3 separate regions of the Homo sapiens genome follow, and regions 1 and 2 are each linked to region 3. A link is an interaction called in ENCODE POLR2A ChIA-PET data of the cell type or tissue named here. Cell type or tissue: MCF 10A. All regions are shown on one strand. Each heading gives the region's core, and the rest is flanking DNA. Links, peaks and the distances in the headings are about the cores only.

The links. Peaks named below come from ENCODE experiments on the same cell type or tissue, not always from the same donor. Only the 100,000 strongest peaks of a DNase experiment are listed, where the experiment ranks them.
Region 1: POLR2A ChIA-PET joins it to region 3 with 11 read pairs; 7 of 35 experiments call an interaction of 5 or more read pairs at or near these places.
Region 2: POLR2A ChIA-PET joins it to region 3 with 21 read pairs; 6 of 35 experiments call an interaction of 5 or more read pairs at or near these places.

The regions. Positions count from the first base shown.
Region 1 is chr20:50,431,311-50,438,251 of GRCh38, forward strand. No RefSeq gene overlaps it. Among named protein-coding and RNA genes, the nearest start is that of PTPN1, 76 kb to the right of the region's middle. RefSeq lists a silencer at 4,322-4,616. In MCF 10A, for the core only: no CTCF peak of the experiment used is centred there; DNase peaks (open chromatin) are centred at 2,611 and 3,561.
Region 2 is chr20:50,412,909-50,419,849 of GRCh38, forward strand. No RefSeq gene overlaps it. Among named protein-coding and RNA genes, the nearest start is that of PTPN1, 94 kb to the right of the region's middle. RefSeq lists silencers at 224-518, 4,951-5,151. In MCF 10A, for the core only: no CTCF peak of the experiment used is centred there; a DNase peak (open chromatin) is centred at 2,893.
Region 3 is chr20:50,317,685-50,324,625 of GRCh38, forward strand. LINC01271 (long intergenic non-protein coding RNA 1271) reads right to left here and starts at 3,658. Exons shown (of 3, transcript NR_109950.1): 1 at 3,391-3,658. RefSeq lists enhancers at 3,240-3,824, 3,825-4,410, 4,411-4,995. In MCF 10A, for the core only: no CTCF peak of the experiment used is centred there; DNase peaks (open chromatin) are centred at 3,717 and 4,367.

The DNA of each region.
Region 1 (6,941 bases), core at 637-5,636, 110 kb after region 3:
GCCCCTCTGCACCCACCAGTCCTGTTCACTGGCCTAGGCTTCAGGCCGCCAGCACCTCCATCTTTTTGCCAAGGGCTTTCTCTGGCCACCACACCCCACTGAGCCCATGCAGGACAAGCGGAGTACCTGAGAGATCATGCCCCTGGCAGCTGCCCTTAACCAACCACTGACAGGAGGTGATGGAGGAAGACGCCGGTTTCCTTGCCCCTTGGTGGAAATAGCCTGGAGGCATGTTTACACTGGCTCCCAGAGTTCCCCAGTGGAATCGAGCCCCAGTTGCCCAGACCAGTAACTTGCTCAAAAATGTCCCCTGTGTGTGTCTTCTCATCTGTGTCTCATGTCCCCACTCCCTTACTCCCTTACTTCCTAAGACTACCACCCAAACAAATCACTTGAATCCTTGCCTCGGTGTCTGCTTCTGGGGGCACCCAGCCTAAGACCAACACAGTCTAAGAGGCAGACACAGATATTTGCAGATCAGGATGAATGTGGCTGCCCCCTCTAGCAACTCACAATCAGATGGAAAGCCCAACACCACTCAGTCACACAGACGCAGAATTGCAAATGGGGAGAAGGCTGAGACTGTGAAGCAACAGAGAACCTTGTTGTTAAAACCCTCCAATGGGCTGAGCATGACGGCTCACGCCTGTAATCCCAGCACTTTGGGAGGCCAGGGTGGGCGGATCACCTGAGGTCAGGAGTTTGAGACCAGCCTGGCCAACATGGTGAAACCCCATCTCTACTTAAAATACAAAAATTAGCCGGGTGTGGTGGTGCACACCTGTAGTCCCAGCTACTCAGGAGGCTGAGGTAGGAGAATCGCTTGAACCTGGGAGGCAGAGGTTGCAGTGAGCTGAGATCGTGCCACTATACTCCAGCCTGGGTGACAGAGCAAGACTCCATCTCAAACAAACAAACAAATAAATAAAACCCTTCAGGCAGGGCATGGTGACTTATGCCTGTAATCCCAGCACTTTGGGAGACCTGAGGTCAGGAGTTCGGGACCTGCCTGGCCAACATGGTGAAACCCTGTCTCTACTAAAAATACAAAAATTAGCCAGGCGTGGTGACATGTGCCTGTAATCCCAGCTACTCAGGAGGCTGAGGCAGGAGAATCACTTGAACCTGGGAGGCAGAGGTTTCAGTGAGTCGAGATCGTGCCACTGCACTCCAGCCTGGGCAACAGAGTGAGACTCTGTCTCAAAAAATAAATAAATAAATAAATAAATAAATAAATAAAAATAAATTTTTAAAAACTCTCCATAGGCCACCCTCCCCTCCCAGGCCAAAATTCAGGTCCTCTAGGTCCTGAACCATCTGCCACCCCTTCCCTTTCCTGTGCTCACCTCTCCCCATCCTGCTCCAGCCATAATGGGCTGCTGGCTGTTTCTCAGTTGTGCTGTACGTGTTCCTGCTTCAGGACCTTTGCACTTGCTATTCCCTCTCCTCAGATGCTTTTCCCTAGATCTCCCCATGGCCGGCTCCTCCTTCTAGTTCAAATCTTGGTTCACATGTCACCTCCTCATGGGGTCACCTCAGCACCCATCCCCCACCACCTCCCACCAGTCACTTTCTAACCATGTCACCCTGGTATATTGACTTCATAGCCCATATCACAGCCGGAAGTTATATTGCTTACTTATGTGTTGAATGATCCCCAAAGATGGGCTCTGTGAATATGAGCAGAGGCTGTGTCCCCGGTGCCTGGAACAAAACCTGGAACAGAGTAGGAGCCCTATGGCTGTTTGCTGGAGAAGTCATTCAATGTTTAAGTGATGAGAGGGAAAATGAATGAATGAATCATAGAAAGACATTTAACAGGGGGACCCAACCTTGTCTGGAAAATCAGGGAAGGCTTCCCTGAGGAGGTGACATGGAGCTGAGATATGAATGGAGATGGGGTATTAACTGAGCCAAAGGGACAGGAAGAGCTACTCAGGCAGAGGGAAGAGCACATGGAAATGTCCAGAGGATCCCAGAGGACACACCAGGACTGTGCAGGGGACAAGCCAGCTGTAGCCGAAGGTTTTCCTTAATATTTTTGAACCTATTATGTGTCCAGCTCACGGATACATGGAGAACAAAGCAGGCAAGTTGCTGTGCCCCTGGAGCTCCCAATCTGGTGGGGAGGACAGACACTCACCAAAGAGTGGGCCAACATTTAGTCCCAAAGTTTCAGTTGCCCTTGCACAGCCTCCTCTTACAGTACACTGTTGATGCTTGCTTTCCAGAATACGCCACTGAGATGCTGTGTAGAAACACACTTGGCATGAACACACACACACATACACATACACAATAAGTGAAGAATTCCCTGGATTTCCCACCAAAAGAGATCAGAAAAGACATTCAGAGTAGCTCCTTTTTGTTGTTAATAATTTAATTAATCACCCTCTACCAATGTGATCACCATTAGCACAGAGCTATAATTTCCTGAGTTCAAGAAAGAAGGGAGCAGCTATGCCAATTGTATGACAATGTGTCCTCCCATAGAAAATTTAACCGCCACCACCCCGCCGCCACCACTAGTCTGACAACAGCCAAAGCCAGGCCCAGTCACCTAGTGGGTTCTATATGAAGTGCTGGGATGGAGCCAGGTTTTATCTCTCGGCCTCCCAGTTCCGGGCTCGTGTTTTGTCCCTCCCAGCAGTCAGAAAAAGGCTCCAGCTGGACGCTCAAGCCTCCCCTCCCCTCCCCTGCAGGGCCACAGTAGAATTGGTCCCACTCCATTTGCATTTCCTACCGGGCTCCTAAAGCCTTTTGAGTTTTTGACCCCAGGATGTCATGGCAGGAGGGTCACAGTTAGATACCTGTCAGGGAATTCTTCATTTGTGTGTGTGTGTGTGTGTGTGTGTGTGTGTGTGTGTGCTGAGACAGCGTTTCTCCATGTTGGCCAGGCTGGTCTCGAACTCCTGACCTCAGGTGATCCACCCGCCTCGGCCTCCCAAAGTGCTGGGGTTACTAGATGTGAGCCACCACACCCCACCAAAAGTTATAAATTTATGCAAATAAATATATACAATTTTTATTTGTCCAGTTAAAAAATATATGCAAGTTTTTGTCAATTAAAAAAATTTCATGAGGGGAGGGGGTTGGGCGATCAGGGAAAGATGTCTAGACAGGCTCCTAGAGGTGAGAGAAACTCCATGTTAGAGGGAAACATAGGGCTATGGGAACTCCTAACAAGACCCCTTAACCCAGCCTGGGAAATCACAGAATCCTTCCTGGAGGAGGAGGCCTTTTCACTCATTCTTAAAGGGTAAAGTCAGCTAGAGCAGGGTCAAAAACCTTTTCTGTAAAGGGCTAGATAGTAAATATTTATGCTTCATGAGTTCCTGTCACAACTATGATTACAGATCTAAAGCAGCCATAGATAAAACTGAAATAGATGTGGCTGTGTTCCAATAAAACTTTATTGACAAAAACCACACGCTGAGCCAGATTTGGCCCCCAGGCCATAGTTTACTGACCTCTGAGCTAAACAATGGAAAAGGAGAAAGCAAGCAAAGGAAGTCACTTGAGCAAAAGCTGGAGGTGTAAAAGAGCAGAGAATTAGGAAAGAGCCACGTTGTGGTTTTCCTTCTCCCTGAGGCACAGAAGGAGTTGTCTATGTTTACACAAAGACTTGGGCTCTGACGCAAGCTGAGTGCAGGATTCCAAATTCACCCCATCGACAAGTATTTATTGAGTGCCTACTAGGTGCCAGGCACTGTTCTAGGCACTGCAATGACACAGCAATGAACAAGAGACTTTCTCCTGTGGAAGACAAACACTAAGCACACACAAGTGAACAAGCGAGCCAAAAAAAATACAGCTTCCTCACCTGCTGTGTGACCTTGAAGATGTTCCTTAACCTCTCTGTGCCCCAGGAGGATAATATGATCAGAGTGCAGGCCCAGCACACAGTGGCTGTTCTATAAATATAGCTGCTGTTATTATTGTAAGTCAATATGCAAATAAATACACATTAAAAAAAAAAAAAAAAGGCCAGGCATGGTGGCTCATGCCTGTAATCCCAGCTACTCAGGAGGCTGAGATGGGAGGCCGAGGCCAGAGGACCACTTGAGCCTGGGAGGCAGAGGTTGCAGTGAGCAAGACTGCACCACTGCAACAGAGAAAGACCCTGTCTCAAAAAACAAAAACAAAACCGTGACACAGGTAGTACCCAGGAACCGGGCAGGTGCATGAGATGAGGGTGGGGGGTCGACTTTGGATCAGGTAGTCCGGGAGGGCCTCTGAGGAAGTGGCAGTCAAAGACGCCCTGGATCGCATTCTGTGAGCCAATATCCTAGAATTAGAGTTTGCAGCCCCATGCCCTGCAGACTCGCAAGAGCAGTTAATTAAAAATACCTGCCTCTCTGGAGCACAGGAAGGTGTCTTCTCTAATTAGTGTGTGAGTGTAAAGTGCTTTGAAATCCAAGGATAAAAGGGGAGTGAGGGGTGAGGCTCTGGTCACAGGGCCAGGGTGTCCCACTGGGAAGCGATCCATGAACCCGAAGAGCTAGACTCAGAGAGCCATGCTCGTGCTCACGGGCCTGCCGGAGCCGACCCTCTCTCAGGTTCCAAGTGGAGTTTAGGGCAGCGGGAGATGCGCCCACCTAGGGCAGGCTGAGAGGAGCAGAGCACGGATGTTGGAGCCAGACTCCGAGGTCATGTGCTTAAAGCCGTGGACCCAGCACGTGGCAGCTAGCGGTGCCAAGTTGGTATTAGCTGTTTCCCGTCTTGTTACATGATCGCTTTTGTGTTCTTGTTTTTGCTGTTGTTGTTACCTGCCATTTACTAGCCGGGTGACCCTGGGTAAGTTACTGACCCTCTCTGAACCATGATTTTCTTCTCTGAGCCTCAGTGTTCTCTTCTTTAAAGTGGGACACTTGCAGCCCAGCAGTGCCGGGTGCAGGCAACACGTGTGGCACAGAGCAGAACAAACACCACTCTGCCCAGTCAGCCATTGCCTTGTGCCAAGCACTGCCTCAAGCATATTGTATGCGTTCACTCATTTAATCCTCACAGACATTATTCCCACTTCCTGGACAAGGACCTCAGAGCCACCAGGAATAGCCATGCACTGCCCAGCTCCAGGGGGCCCCAATCACACAGACCATGACATGAACAGCAGCCCTGAGGCTGTAAAACACAGACAGGTTAAGTTTTTCACCCAAGGCCACACAGCTAGTACTTGGCAGAACTGGGATTAGATCCCAGACTGCCTGGCTCCGGAGCTGGGCTCCTGACCCTGGGTCAGCGCTGGTCCTTGTCAAGGAGACTAAAGTAACAGAGGGTTTCTGAGATGTAGAGAAATTGGTTCTCCCTTTGCCCAGGCAAGCAGGCAGCAAGTCTCAATCTGCCGATCTCTCGTTTCTCTCTAGCCTAAGAACCTGTATGTTTCTGGGGATTTTTTGATGTTTTGTTGTTGTTGCCTCCTAATTTTATAAGAGCAAGTCTTGTATGTTTTGGTTTGTAGGGCATACTGCCATCCTGGGAGGCTTCTGAATATGCCACGACATCAGGCCTCAGATTGGCGCTGAGGAAGCGCTAATAATCACGTCCCCGTAATCCCATGCTCAAGGCCTTCACTTGACAGGCTCAGAGAGGCAAAGTGACCCGCCCAAGGTCACACAGCTAGGAAGTGGCAGAGCTGAAATAGGACTTCTAGACTCCAGCTTCTTTCTTAATTCCCACATCTGATGTCTCAAACTGGTGGCCCATGGGCCAAATGCAGCCTGTAGAATGTTTGATTTGGCCTGCGTGACGTTTTTGTAAAATTAGAATTTATCATCAGTATGTAAAGAAACGGATATTTCCAGGAATAGTATTCAAAATATTTAACCAGACTGGCCTGGGCATCGACCATTCAGAGTGGCTGCTGGTGGGATAGCAGAAGCCAATGGCTACTGCAAAAAGACGCCATAAAAAATATCAGATCTGGAAAATGCAAAACCATGGAGACAATAAAAAGATAGGTGGCTTCCGGGAGTGAGAGGGAGGAAGAGATGTCTAGGTAGGGCATAGAGGACTTTCTAGGGCAGTGATATGATGACAATGGTGGATTCCTGTCATTACACATTTGTCCAAACCCATAGGATGTACAACACCAAGAGTGAGCCCTAAAGCAAATTATGGACCTTGAGTGACAATGATGCATCCATGTAGTTCATCAATTGTATCAAATGTACCACCCTGGTGGGCAATGTTGATAATAGTGGAGGCTGTGCCTGTGTCGGGGGAGGGGGTAGGTAAAACATCTCTGTACCTTTCTCTCCATTTTGCTGTGAGCCTAAAGTTTCTTTTAAAAATAAAGGCATTTGGCCGGGCGCAGTGGCTCACGCCTGTAATCCCAGCACTTTGGGAGGCCGAGGCGGGCGGATCACGAGGTCAGGAGATTGAGATCATCCTGGCTAACACAGTGAAACCCCATCTCCACTAAAAATACAAAAAATTAGCCGGGCGTGGTGGCAGCCAGCTGTAGTCCCAGCTACTCGGGAGGCTGAGGCAGGAGAATGGTGTGAACCCAGGAGGCGGAGCTTGCAGTGAGCTGAGATTGCACCACTGCACTCCAGCCTGGGCTACAGAGCGAGAGACTCTGTCTCAAAAAAATAAATAAATAAATAAATAATAAAGGCATCCTAAGTCACAGGATGAGATAAGAGGTCAGCACAAAGTACAGGTCATAAAGACCTTGCTGATAAAACAGACTGCAGTAAAGGAGCTGGCCAAACCCACCAAAACCAAAATGGCCACGAGAGTGACCTCTGGTCATCTTCACTGCTACACTCCCATTAGCACCATGACAGTTTACTAATGCCATGGCAATGTCAGGAAGTTACCCTATATGGTCTAAAATGGGAAGGCATGAATAATCTACCCCTTGTTTAGCATATGATCAAGAAATAACCATAAAAATGAGCAACCAGGCCGGGCGCAGTGGCTCATGCCTGTAATCC
Region 2 (6,941 bases), core at 829-5,828, 95 kb after region 3:
GAGATGGGCAATCCATTTTAAAACGCCAAAAATATTCATATAACACAGCACAACACAACATAACATCATATAATCTGATCTAATACAATACCAAGTAAAATGTTTTACAAGGAAATGTAAAACTGGATAAGTGATTTGGAGATGCTCATTTAGAAAAATAATTGAGGAAGGCCTCTCTGAGAAGGTGATGTTCAAGCAGAGATCTGCGGTAGGAAGGGAGTGAGCTGAGCAAATATGGGAGGGAAGTGTATTCTGGGCAGAGAGAGCAGCCGGCACAAAGGCCCTGAGGCAGGAATGAATGAGCTTGGCGTGTGCCCTTTGTGGTGAGGCGGTCAGTGAGGCAAGGGTTACACCAAGTTTCCCAACTTCAGCAAATCTACAGAACCCTTAACTGGCGGAAACAGGAGGTAGGGAGGGATGAGTTCTTCACTCTTAAGCTTCTCTGGGAAAACATGATGTCAGGGACAGACAGTAAATCTTGACTTGTCCCAGAAAACAATGGGCCCATGTAACCAGTGAAGTGTTAGCCTGAAAGTAACCGGCCAAAGGGCTGGGGTGTGGGTGGGTCATATGGAATTTGTTAACAGATCTGCATTAGAAAAAGAGCTTCCCAGTTGGGGGCAGCAGAAGCTTCTGGCTAACATCAAAAAGATGTTTATTGTGGTGATTCTGTGCAGACATGAAAAATGGAGATTCGCCACACAGAGATGTGGAAAGATGTCCCCAATACGTTAAGTGAAAAAATAGGCCACAGGATAGTATTATATATTGTACAATCCCTTTTGAAAATTCACTAGTCATTTATTCAGAAAATATTCATTATGGACCTAATGTGGTGTGGAAGACCCAGACGCGGTCTTGCCTGCCTCCTGGAACTGACCGCACAGTGGGGAAGGCAGATGACGATCAGATCAGTACACAAACATATCATCCAAACCTTTGATCAGCACTAAGGAAAGATACCTGGTGCTACCAGAATGTGCACACACATCAAGTGATGGAAAAAGCCTGCGAGGATGTGCTCCAAAATGTCAAAGTGGTAGTAAGGTTTCAGGAGATTCCACTTTCCTTTTTTGTTTGTTTTTTGGGATGGGGTCTTACTCTGTCACCCAGGCTGGAGTGCAGTGGCATGATCATGGCTCACTGCAGCCTCGACCTCCTGGGCTCAAGCCATCCTCCCACCTTAGCCTCCCGAGTAGCTGGGACCACAGGCGTGCACCAGCACACCCGGCTAACTTCTTTTTTTCTTTTTTTAATTTTGTAGAGATGAAGGTCTTGCTATGTTGACCAGGCTGATCTTGAACTCCTGGGATCAAGTAATCCTCCTGTTTCAGCCTCTCAAAGTGCTGGGATTACAGGCATGCGTTACCACACCTGGCTTGATTCCACTTTTCTTATGCTCCTCTTTCTTTTGATTGTCTGTAGGTTCTGATTTTTTAAAATAAATGTCATGATTTATAATCGAGTGAATAAAAAAAAAACTCAAAATGAATAGGAGCAGGAGAGCTGGAACTCACGGGTCTGCAGAGGACTTAGACCCAGGGAAGGAAGAATACACAAGAAACCAATCAACAGAGGCTGGAGTAGGAGGTATCCTCACTTCTCCCTGGATACCTTTTGAACCTTTTGAATATGTAAGTATTCAAATAATAGTAATAAGCAAAGGTATTTTAAAATGAAACTTTGAGTCAAGTTTTATTTTCGTGAAAAATGAAAAAACAGACAACAGTAGGATCTCAATTTAAATACGCGAGCTGAGCTGAATTCCCGTGCACATCTTAGAGTGGTTCTCTCTGGGTCACCTTTTTAGTTTTCTTCTTTGTACTTTTCTGTGTCTCCTATATTTAAAATAAGAAGAATAAAAAAAGACGAGAAAAAAAGACTACCGAATATAGACCATTTACCACGGGCAAGATCCCATTCTGGGTGCTTTACAAACATGCTTTTGCTTCATCCCCATGACCTTCTCATTCCTTACTTTCATTTGACAGATGAGGAAACTGAGGCTCAGAGCACAAAGTCACCGGCCAGGGTCACCCGGCCGGATTTGACCCGCGTTGATCAGATCCTAAAGTCTGTCTCTAAACTAGAAAGCTCAAGTACCCTTGGTATGTCCTTCAAGGAAACGACTTTGCTTTGAAAATCAGGGGGAAAAAATAAACAAACCAAACAAGAAATATGACATTTTTTTAAACCACTTATTTAAGCTCTGATGGGACCTGAGACCAGCCGAGCTTGGGGAGGGTTTCTCGGCAGGGCACTGTTTGTGTTGTGGGTGGGGCTGTCCTGCCTGGCAGTCCCCCATGGCACATCCCTGCCTGCTCGTCAGCCATGTTCCCCTGTCACTGTGACACTCAGATCCCCCATCTCTGCCAGCCTCCCCTCCTTGAAGACTGCTGGCCTAGACACTGCAGTGACACTGAATTCCTGCTGGGGCCTCGCTCCTGTTGTCCTGTGAGCCACTGTGGGTTGACACCCCCTGCAGACCTGAGAAGCAGGTGCCTCAATGGCTTTGTTTTACAAGGAGACTCAGAGAGGGCTGGGTGACTTGTCACACAGCCAAGACTTGGCCCCATGCAATACTGCCTACCCTCTGGGACCAAGTCTTTTGTGGTTGTGGGGTCGAAGCAGGGGAAGGGAAAGGCGAGTGGCCTGCAGCCCCAGGCTCAGAGGGAAGGCAGCCACAAAGCGCGGTCCACTCTCCAGCCAGCTGAGCTAGGCCGGGAGAAGTGAAGCTTTGCTGCCAGGCTGGGTAGGCCAGGCCGGGCGGCGGGCAGGCGGCCACTACAGTGGGGACCGGGAAGTCGAGCACTCCCTCTCGCCTGCCCGGCAGTGTCCCATGGCCGCCCGCCAGGCCCCGCCTGACGTCAGGGTCTGACCAGGGACATAATGTGCTGGCGTGGGGACAAGGGCTGACTGCAGAGAGACAGAGCCGCAAGGCGGGGCGGCCAGGGGAGGCGGGCAGGCAGAGGAGGAGAGAGAGAAAGGGAGAGAGAGAAACAGGCAGAGTGAGAGAGAGAGAGCGAGAGACAGGGGATGGGAAAGAGAAACACAAACAGATGGAGAGAGAAGGAAACAGAGGGAGGGAGAGAGACCGAGAAAGTGAAAAAGAGAAACAGACAGAAAAGAGACACAGAGAAGGAGAAAAACACAACTAGGAAGATGTTCAGGGAAAGCTGGAGAGACAGCAAGAGCCAGAGAGACAGCAAGAGCCAGAGAGAGGAAAGTGGAGGTGCTGGGGGGGAAATGACAGAGAGAGGAGGCCTAGCAGGGGCTGTGCGGTTAAGGGCAGGTGCTTGGGAGACCCCAGACCTGGGCTGGGGCTTTGACTCTGCCCCTGTGAGCTGTTGACTCACCTCTGAGAGCCTCCACTCCTTACCTGGTGCAATGGGAGTCTGAGTAACAGGGCTTCGCTCATCTGGGGAGGGGACAGAGCCCCTTTCCATGATGCGAGAGGGAGAACAGGAGTCAGATCTGTGTAAAGTACTTTGGCAGAGCCCTGCATGTAGTAAGTGCTCAATAAATTGGAGGTGAAAATTGAGAAAGAGTTGGGAAGTGGGAAATGGAATGCCAGAGTGTGAGTGGATGGGGGTCGCCCCCATGGACAGAAACTCTCGCTCCACAGCACTCCCTTCCCTGTAGCCTTGGAACAACCCCCTTCCTGTCCCTGCATGGCTTCAGCTTGAGGCCACCAGCACAGACCTTGGCCTGGCCTTGCCTGTCTTGGGGCCCAACCCCCTGCTTATGGGTTCAAGAAGGCCATGATCCCAAGGCCATCGCGTCACCAAAGCCAAGCAAGGCCAGACCCTGGTCACTTCTGGCTTTCCAGCCTCGTCACCCCTCAGCCGCTTAATTGTTAAATGGCCTGGCAGGGCTGAGGGACTGAGCCAGCCGCCTGTCTGGGTGGGGGCAGCCGTTCCCGCATGTCCTCCATTAGTGCAGGGGCACACACGCCAGAGGCCTCAGGTAGCACTTGCTGAGGTGAGGATGCAAAGATCCCTTTCTCTAGCTCCCACTATTCCCAGAAGCCTTCATCAGCCTCAGCCTCGGCCTCAAATTCTCACTGTGTGCCAGGCATGCTTCTGAGCGCTTCACAGGATTAATCTACTTAATCCTCCTGACAGCCCCAAGAGATGAAGTGCTAACATTATCTCATTTTACAGATGAAGACGCTGAGGCTCAGAGAGCTGGAGTCACTGGTCCAAGCCCACCTGCTAAGGAGTGGCAGGGCCAGGCAGCCACTTAACCACAGAGCAGCTACGATTCCCTGCACAACTTGAGCAGCAGCCTGTGCCGGGTGGCAACACAAGCGCCCGGATCATCTGACCAGGGAGCAGTCCTTGGCTGGGAGTGATTTTGCCCCCACAGGAGATATTAGGCTATATGTGGGGACATTTGGGGTTGTCACAACTGGAGAGAAGTTACTGGCATCTGATGGGTGGAGGCCAGGGATGCTGTTCAGTGCCCTACAGTGCACAAGACAACCCCCATAGCAGAGAATTATCCAGCTCCAAATGTCAGTAGCACCAAAGTTAAGAACCTTCTATAAGGTAAATTCTATTACAATCTCCATGTTATAAATGTGGAAACTGAGGCACAGAGAGAGGGTGGGACTATAAGGTAAGTTCTGTTACAATCTCCATGTTATAGATGTGGAAACTGAGGCACAGAGAGAGGGTGCCACTTGCACAAGAAGCCCACTTCATGCCCTGCTCTTCCATAAGACCCCACTGCCAATCTGCATTAAGACACCCCTGCCTCCATTCGAGGCCTTCTGAGTCCTCACTTGCTCAGTACAGACAATGCTTCGCATCCTCTCAATATATGAAGGTCATCTTAGTCATTGACAGAAAAAAAAGATCAAGCCACAAAGTCACTGGGAATGTACGAATGCCTTAAAATGAATTTATATTTTATTCATGGCAGCATTGAGGGACATTTGAAATAAACCAAATATGGATTCATGGAGCAAGTATTTTCTGAGCACCTACTAAGTGCCAGGCCCTGTCCATGGTGCTGGAGATACAGCCGAGAACCAGACAGATCCAGCCCCTCCTGGGTCTTTAGGAGGTGACAGTCTGGTGGGGAAGGCAGATGATAGACAAGAAAACAAACACACAACCAAGGTCACTTTTGACTGTGTGAAATGCAACTGTGGGGCAGGAGAAGGGCCGTTCTAGGGAGGGTGATGTCCAACAGGGCCTCTCTGAGAAGATGAGACCCAAAGGAAGAGAAAGGTCCAGTCTTAGGAAGAGGCAGGAATGAAAAGTTCCAGGCAACAGAGCACGTGCAGTGGCTCACATCTGTAATCCCAACACTTTGGGAGGCTGAGGCAGGTGGATCACCTGAGGTCAGGAGTTCGAGACCAGCCTGGCCAACATGGTGAAATCCCCTCTCTACTAAAAATACAAAAATTAGCCAGGCGTGGTGGCGCACACTTGTAATCCCAGCTACTTGGGAGGTTGAAGCAGGAGAATTGCTTGAACCTGGGAGGCAGAGGTTGCAGTGAGCTGAGATTGTGCCACTGCACTCCAGCCTGGGTGACACTTCTGAGCTTCTGAGCACTTTTTTTTTGAGACGGAGCAAAGCTCCGTCTCAAAAAAAAGAAAGAAAGGAAAAGGAAAGGAAAGGAAAGGGGATGGAAGGGAGGGGGGAGGAGAGGAGAGGAGAAGAAAGGGAAAAGGGGAAAGGAAAGGGGAAAGGAAAGGGGAACAGGAAAGGGAAGAGAACAAGAAGAGAAGAGAAAAAAGAAAAGAGAAGAAAAGAAAAGAAGACCTGGCACGGTGGCTCACGCCTGTAATCCCAGCACTTTGGGAGGCCGAGGCAGGCGGATCACAAGGTCAGGAGTTTGAGACCAGCCTGGCCAACATAGTGAAACCCATCTCTACTAAAAATACAAAAATTAGCCGGGCGTGGTGGCGGGCGCCTGTAGTCCCAGCTACTCGGGAGGCTGAGGCAGTAGAATCGCTTGAACCCGGGAGGCAGAGGTTGCAGTGAGCCGAGATCACACCACTGCACTCCAGCCTGGGCAACAGAGCAAGACTCTGTCTCAAAAAGAAAAAAGAAAAAGAAAAGAAAAGAAATGAAATGAAAAGTCCCAGGTATAGGGAACAGCATGTGCCAAGGCTCTGACGCAAGTGTTTGCCTGGAGTGTTGAAGTACAAGCAGGAGGCCAGTGACTGGAGCCAAGTGAGGCAGGAGAGAAGAAGATGAGATGGGGAAGTCACAAGTGAAGAGATGTGTGATACCATGTGACCACTATAAGGGCTTTGCATGTAGGAGGTGGGAGCCATAGCAAGGTTTTGAGGAGGAGGCACAGGGTCTGATTCAGGTTCTATTAGGATCATCTTGAATGCTTTGGTTAGCTGAATAGTGGCCTTCCAAAGATGTTCATGTCTTAATTCCCCGAATCTGTGAGTGTTACTTTATGTGGCAAAAGGAACTTGGCAGCTGTGATTCAGTGAAGGCTCTGAAGATGGGAGGATTATCTTGGATCACCCAGGTGGGGCCAATTAATCACAGGAGTCCTTATACCACGAGGCAGATGGAGACCTGCCTACAGAGGAGGAGAAGGCAAAGAGGAGAGAGAATGACAGAAACAGAGACTGCAGTGATGTGCTTTGAGAGTGGAGGGTGGGGCCATAAGCCAAGGGCCATGAGCATCCACTAGAAGCTGAAACAGACAAGGAGACAGATTCTCTCCTGGAGCCTCCAGAAGGAAGTGGTCCCACCAACACTTCGACTTCTCACCTCCAGAACTTTAAGAGGATAAATATGTGTTGTTTTCAGCCACTAAGTTAGTGGTCATTTGTTTTGGCGACAAGAGGAACTGAGTGTGATGCAGTGGGGAGGATAGACTGTAGGAGGGTGAGGGTGGGAGCAGGAGGACCCATGTGGAGAGGCTACTGCGATTGTCCAGGCAGGAAAGAATGGCAGATGAA
Region 3 (6,941 bases), core at 615-5,614:
GGGAGATGCCTCCAGAAAGCACTGGTAGGGAAGTGAGATCAGGGAGGAAGGGCTGCCAATCTCAAGAGCGCTACCAAGCCAGTAACCACTTAGGCAGCTGGGGCTCGGTCCTGCTGTGGCACGCTGGGAGCCCATGTAGTAACGGAGTTAGCCCCCCAGGGGCGGAGATCGGGTGGTCAGGGAGCTGGGGAAGGGACATGTCAGCTCCTGCCTATCATTGCTTGACAGCTGCCGCTTGGAGTGTTAGTTCCCAGCACATCCAGCCTGCCCCATGAGCAAAGCTCACAGGTGAAGGGGACAGGTGCTGCAGGTGGAATCCTGTCTGTGTTCACCGGAGAAAAGGGAGAGGAGGTATGGGCAGGGCACAGACAACAAAGGCCTCACAGTCAACACTGGTTCCTCATTTAAAGCCAGGATAAAATGAGTTCATTTAAAATTAAGTTTTCGCAAACATTTAAAAAGCGAATTGATGGAAAGAGTAGGTAATACCTGCAGGTGAAATGTGAACATGGCAAATGCTGCTATTTTTCAAGGCGTCCAAAGCCTTTAATAGGCAAACAGTGTTCTTCACGACCCACAAGAATGGCGTGTTTGGGGCGGTGAAAACACTCTCCCTTTCCTCCCAGCATGCCAGGCTCATGCTCACTCCTAACACTGCCCAGGACCCCTGGGAGTCCTGGAAATGGGCCATGAGGCTTGGAGGCAGAAGCCCTGTGTGACTTGGGGTTTGTCCCTTAACATCTCTGGGCCTGTCTGTTAAAAGGGGATGTTCTCAAGTCACATAAAAGAGTAAATGTGCAAAAATAGTCAAAGCAATGCTGAAAGAAGAACTAAGAGAGAGGACTTGTCCGTCCAGACATTAGAATATATGACAAAGGCATAGAAATAAAACAGTTTGGTATTGGCATCTAAGTGGACAAATACATCACGGGAACAGAATAGCATCCAGGAATTAACCCGGCTATCACCTGGCCTACCTCCACTCATAGATGTGAAAGGATTTAGAAAAGGGAAGAGATTGGCAGGCATGGGATTCTCTGGATTATGTTATGTCTGGGCTGGTGAAGAAGCTTCCAACAGGCTCCCCATCTGCAGCCCTCCCCTCTAACCTACCAGCCATGGCACCAGGGACACTCACTGTCATGAGCTGCACTCACCCCCGCTCTGCTCTGGAAATATCAGAGCCTCCCACGCAAGATGGGTTAGACCACAGTTGTCACCATTCCTCCTTTTGCACTTCTCTTTGATTCTTCTGATTAACCCAAGGAGAAAGTCTCAGGCGGGCGCGGCTGGACTTGAATACCTCTCCCACGTTTGCTCGTCTCCCTTTATGAGGCAGAGCTGGCCTTAAGCTCAGGGCCTTCAGCAGGCAGGAGAATGGAGCAAGAATTTGGTAACGTTCTTTTGTGATTGTTGTTTTAAGGTTACTTTCTCTTTACAGAAATGAAAAGTTGTTTCCTCCTTCTGATAGTAACACAAATTTTCCTTTTAAAATAATTTTTTCTAATCCATATTACAATGAGAATGAACCTCCAAAACATGATGCTAAGTGAAAAAAGCCAGACACAGAGGTCTTTTTTTTTTTTTTTTTTTTTTTTTGAGACAGGTTCTTGCTCTGTTGCCCAGGCTGGAGTGCAGTGGTGTGATCTCGGCTCATTGCAACATCTGCCTCCCAGGCTCAATGATTCTCTCACCTCAGCCTCCCCAGTAGCTGGTACTACAGGTGCGTGCCACCACACCTGGCTAATTTTTGTATTTTTTGTAGAGGCAGGGTCTCCCTATTTTGCACAGGCTGGTCTCAAACTCCTGGGCTGAAGAAATCCTTCCGCCTCAGTCTCCCAAAGTGCTGGGACTACAGGCGTGGGCCACCATGCCTGGCCAGAAGGTCACATATTGTATGATTCCCTTTCCAGGAAATCTCCAAAATAGGTACATCCATTGAGACCAGTGAAGAATGGTGGTTGTTAGGGGAATGGGGAGCGGCTGCTTTATGGTCACAGGGTCTCCTTTTGGGGTGATGAAAATGTTTTGTGATTAGCTAGAGGTGATGGTTGCAGAACACAATGCAAAAATGCCACCGAAATGTTCACTTTAAAATGCTTAATATGATGCTATGTGAACTTCGTCTCAGTAAGTTATTTTTTTAAAAAACCAGTGGAGTAAACCAAAAAATCAATTTACTTAAGAAAAGGTATGAATGGCTTTAAAGATGGCTTTTAAGTGACGTGTGGGAGACAGTGGCTAAGGGGATGATTCTCACCCATCGTGAGCCTGGGACCATGGATGGGGCCAGAGGTAGCTGCAAGGTACAGGGACCCGGCGTGAAATTCCATCAGTTAACACTGTAGGTGAGGCTTTCCAGCTCCCTTTCGTCCTCCCTGTGATGCCAAGGGGAGGGAGAAACTCCACGTGGGGCTTGTGTGTCTTGAACACACATTGGCTTATACCTTGCTCAGGCCTGGAAGGCCCTCTGCTCACTGACGGAATCCTATGCATCCCTGGGAACCCAGCTCAAGCCTCACCTCTACGGGAAGCCCTTCCTGATTACACAGGTGGTCAGGCGGGGTCAGTCCTGCAGCCCTTCAGACCCGGTTGTGAATCCCAGTCTTGCCACTTACTAGTGGGAGGAGTCTCTTAACTTAGACATATTGTTTGACTAAGAGGGCCTCAGTTTCCTTATCTGGAAAATGGGGGCTTATGATAGCTCTTATCTCACTAGGTTGAGCTCCTACATAGAAAGTTTTAGGACAGAACCTGGGGAGATGTAGCTGCCCTTCATTCACACTTCAGTCTGACACTGATCACATCACAGTTGCATTCCTTTTCCTCCTGTCTCCTACACTGTGGGCAAGGGCTCAGCCTTTGTGATCTCTGTATCATGTTGCTGTACAGAACTCACACACAGTAGGCACCCAAGAAGGGCGGGTTGGCTGACGTGCAGAGGAACTCCCAGAATTCCACCTCTTCTCTCACCTCCACGGTCCCCACCCTGGTCCAGACCCTGCATGGCTTACCTGGACTATTGTGGTCTCCTCCTCCCTGGTTTCCTGGCTTCTGTCCTGAATCCTCCACCTCCAATCCATTCCCCACATGCAGCCAGAGAGATCCCGTGAGAATCTAAGTCAGATCTCGTCCCTTCTCTGCCTGGAAACTTCCCACAGCTCTCACCTTGCTTAGAGGAAAAGCCAAAGTCCTTCCCGTGGCTCATCCACTGTGGGACATGCCCCAGGTCCTCTCTGCTCTCTGTTCCTCCTCCCCAAGGCCTCATCCCTACGACAGTCTCCTTGTTGTTGCTCCGACACTCCAGGCTCCACCTCAGAACCTCGCATCTGCCGTTCTGGTTTCCTGGAGCACCCATTACCCCACACGGCCCGCTGCTCACTTCCTCACCTCCTCCAGGCCTCTGCTCAAATAGCACCTGCTAGGGAAGCTTCCCCCTGCTTCCCAGGTTTTGCTGGACTCCAAAGCTCTTTTCTTCCCAGAGGCAAAGCCCTTGGCTGGGGTCCTGGGCCCAGCCCGGTGACTCAGGCGGAGAAGATGCTCCCAGGCCTCCCGCTGGATTTGGGGCCCAGGGTCAGCCATGGGGGTAGGCGGTACCTAGGCTGTACCTGGCGCAGAGGCCTCTGCCTGCCCCTGCCGTGGGAGGCAGCCCTGCCCTGCACACACGGGCTTCCAGGCTGCGGGTGGGAAAGCCCCACATCCTCCTCTGCTTACCTGACTCCAGCTGACTCAGACCCCCAGCCCTGGCCAGAGGGGAGCCGCAGCTGCTCCGCCCCTTGATGGGAAGCAGAGCTGTGGCTGTGAGGGCCTGGCTGGGCCAGACACTGACTCACCTCTCTCTATCCCGCCCCTGCGCTGGGAGCCACGCCTCCCTCTGGCCAGAACCTCTTGGCCTTCTGCTGTGGGAGCTGCCCCAGGCGGAGTCTTCCCGAGGGGTGCCTTCTTCTGCCTCTGGGGGCCTTTCTGTTCCTTCAAGGCCCAGTTTGAGGGCCATCTCCTGCTAGGAAACATCAAATGCCCTCTGGCCAGAAGGGGAAAAGGATATGGGAGAGGTAAAATAATGATAATAATACCAGCAACAGTAATGAAAACAACTGTTATACAAGAATAATAGCAGCTAGCCATGCTCACTGTGTGCCAGGCACTGTGCTAAACACTTCACATTTTAACTCATTCAATCCTCACAATAGTCCTATGAGGTAGGAACTCTCATTTCCCAAGGCACAGAGTGGTCAGTATCCAGCCCAAGGCTACCAGCCAGCCAGTGGGAGGAAGGGATGTGAATCTAGGCAGCTGGACATTGAGTCGCATTCTCACCCCCAGCTCTGAGAACCGAGTGGAGGCCCCCGAGGCTGGAACGCAGGGAGCTGGGAGGGAGGGGAGCCAGGTCCTGGGCTCTGTTCCAGTGCCCGTCCCCACAGTGGGATTTTAAGTCTCCCCAGGCAGAGGCCAGCCCCCTCTCTCCAGGGGAAGAACCTCCCAGAGGGAGGGCCCTGCCGCAGCACAGGCTGGTGCTTGTTCCCTCCATTGGAGTGGAGCTCAGAGCAGAGGGTCTGGGCAGTCTACCAACATTGCCCAGCCCCAAGTGATGCCAGCCCCTGCTCTGGGCAGCCACCAAACAGGAATTCACACAGGTAGGGCAGGGACCATGGCGTGGGCACTTAACCCATTCACCCTGCCAGCCACACTGTGAAGTGGGGACAGTACAAACATCCGTTTTACAGAGGAGGAGACTAAGGCTCAGGGTGGCAGGACTTGCTCAAGGCCACAGAGGCAGAACATGGTAGGAGCGAATTCAAACCCAGGATTGTTCTGATGCCACACGGTCAGAGTCCCTTCTACTGGGTGGTGACACAGCATCTCAGTGAAGAACAGGGCAGGGTGGGAAGGAGACGCAGGAAAAAGCCTGGAGCCTCAGTTCACATCACCCTCTCCCTCTGGCCTTCCACTAACCTGAACTCACCAGTCCATCTTTTCATTCCTTTACCCATACCTCCACCTACCTACTCATCCACACATTCATCCGCCATCCAAACATCTCTCCATCTGTCCTTCCATTATTCCATCTATCCTTTCCATCCAACTCTCAGCCATCCCTCCACCCATCAAGACTTCCCTCCACCTGTCCTTCTATTCATCCACCCATCCATTCTTCTATTCCTCCTGCCTTCTATCTATTCAACCTTCCATTCATCCATCTGTCCATCAGTTCAAATATCATCTATCCACCTCTCCTTCCTTCCAACCTCCAATCCATCCATCCAACCGTCCGCCCACCCATTCATCCATCCACTCATCCACCCACACATCCATCCATCCATTCATCCGCCCACCCACCCACTCATCCTCACATCCATCTACACATCCATTCATCCATACAGCCCACAAATGTCTATTTGAATGACAGCTGTGATGCCCAAGCCTTGGGGTTGCCGTGCCTTGAGCCAGGAGAAACATGCCTAATTAGGTTTCTGTTTATTTGTTGTTCCAAGAAGGCTAATTGTGGGCTTTGTAAACAGCCCTTTGATGGCTGAGGAGTTACTTTAGGAGGACAGTTAAATAAACAATCACTGGGTAGAAAACAGTTAGTGCTGGTACACGGCGGGTCCGGAGTCATGGCCTGCCTTACAGAGGAGGGGTGAGACTGAGTTCCAGACAGTGCAGAGCTTTGAGTCAGAGTGATGGGAATGCTGGCAGTAACAGCTCATCTGTGTTGGGTGCCTACTGTGTGCCAGATGCTGTGCCAAGGGGCCCTCACAGCAACTCCAGGTGATGGCAACCATTATGGCACCAATTTATGGGTAGGGAGACTGAGGCTGGGGAAGAGGAAGCTGTGTGTCCAGGTTCGCATGTCTGAGAAGTAGCACAGCCATGACACTGATCTAGACCTGTCTCTGTGCAATAATAATGATAATAATAACAAATAATTACATGGTACTTACTATGTGCCCGGCACTGTTCTAAGAGCCTTCTTTACCTGTACCCTATGAGGTCAGAACTAAACATCATCCCTGTTTTACAGATGAGAAAACTGAGGTTGGAGACATGAAGCAACTTGCTGAGAATTTGTAAAAATTAATTATCTGGGCCTAAAGTCTTACTCTTGATCATGTTATTCAGTGGAATGCACTTTCTATGCATTTAACTCAGATCCAGCCATACATGATCTGCCAGACAGTTTTAAAAAAATAATTGTTCTTGTACTTTATATCTCTAAAAATACTACAAAATTATAACTTATGTGTTTTTTATTACTTGCTGCTGAGGTTGGTAAAATGTTTCTGTAAAGAGCCAGATAATAAATGTTTTAGGATTTGTGGGCCAGACCCTCTTTATTGCAACTACTTAACTCTGCCGTGGTGCAGGAAAACAGCCACAGACTGTATGTCAGTGAATGTCTGTGACAGTGTGCCAATAAAACTTTATTTACAAAAACAGGTGGTGGGTCAGGTTGGGCTCAAAGGCTGTAGCTTGCCAGCCCCTGACTTTGCAGTACGCATGTATTTGTATTTACCAAACCATGTTCTCTGCCCTTTTATGAATGAGATAAAAGCTTTTCAAGCATGATTTCAACCAGGCCATTTCACCTCCAGGCCATTTGCTCACCACATGCCCTATACACTGTTTAGCAGTTTGCCCACTATTGGCAATTTTGGAAGGAATTTGCAAATTACTTGAATTAACCTGATTTCTTCATTTGCAATATCAGTAAATTAATGACACCTGTGAGGGGCACTCAACTTGGCCGTCACCCCAGCAGGGACACTGAGGTTGCTTCACTCCAAATCTGTAAACTTTAAGCTTGATAAAAAAAATTGAAAAGTGAAAGTGAGGAGTTCTGTGGCTGGGGTTCTATTACTGTTTTCTATTGGTGACAAGAACAAGGAAATGAAAGGATGATATGGGAGGGGTATTACAAAATGTACTCAGGGCTAGTGGGA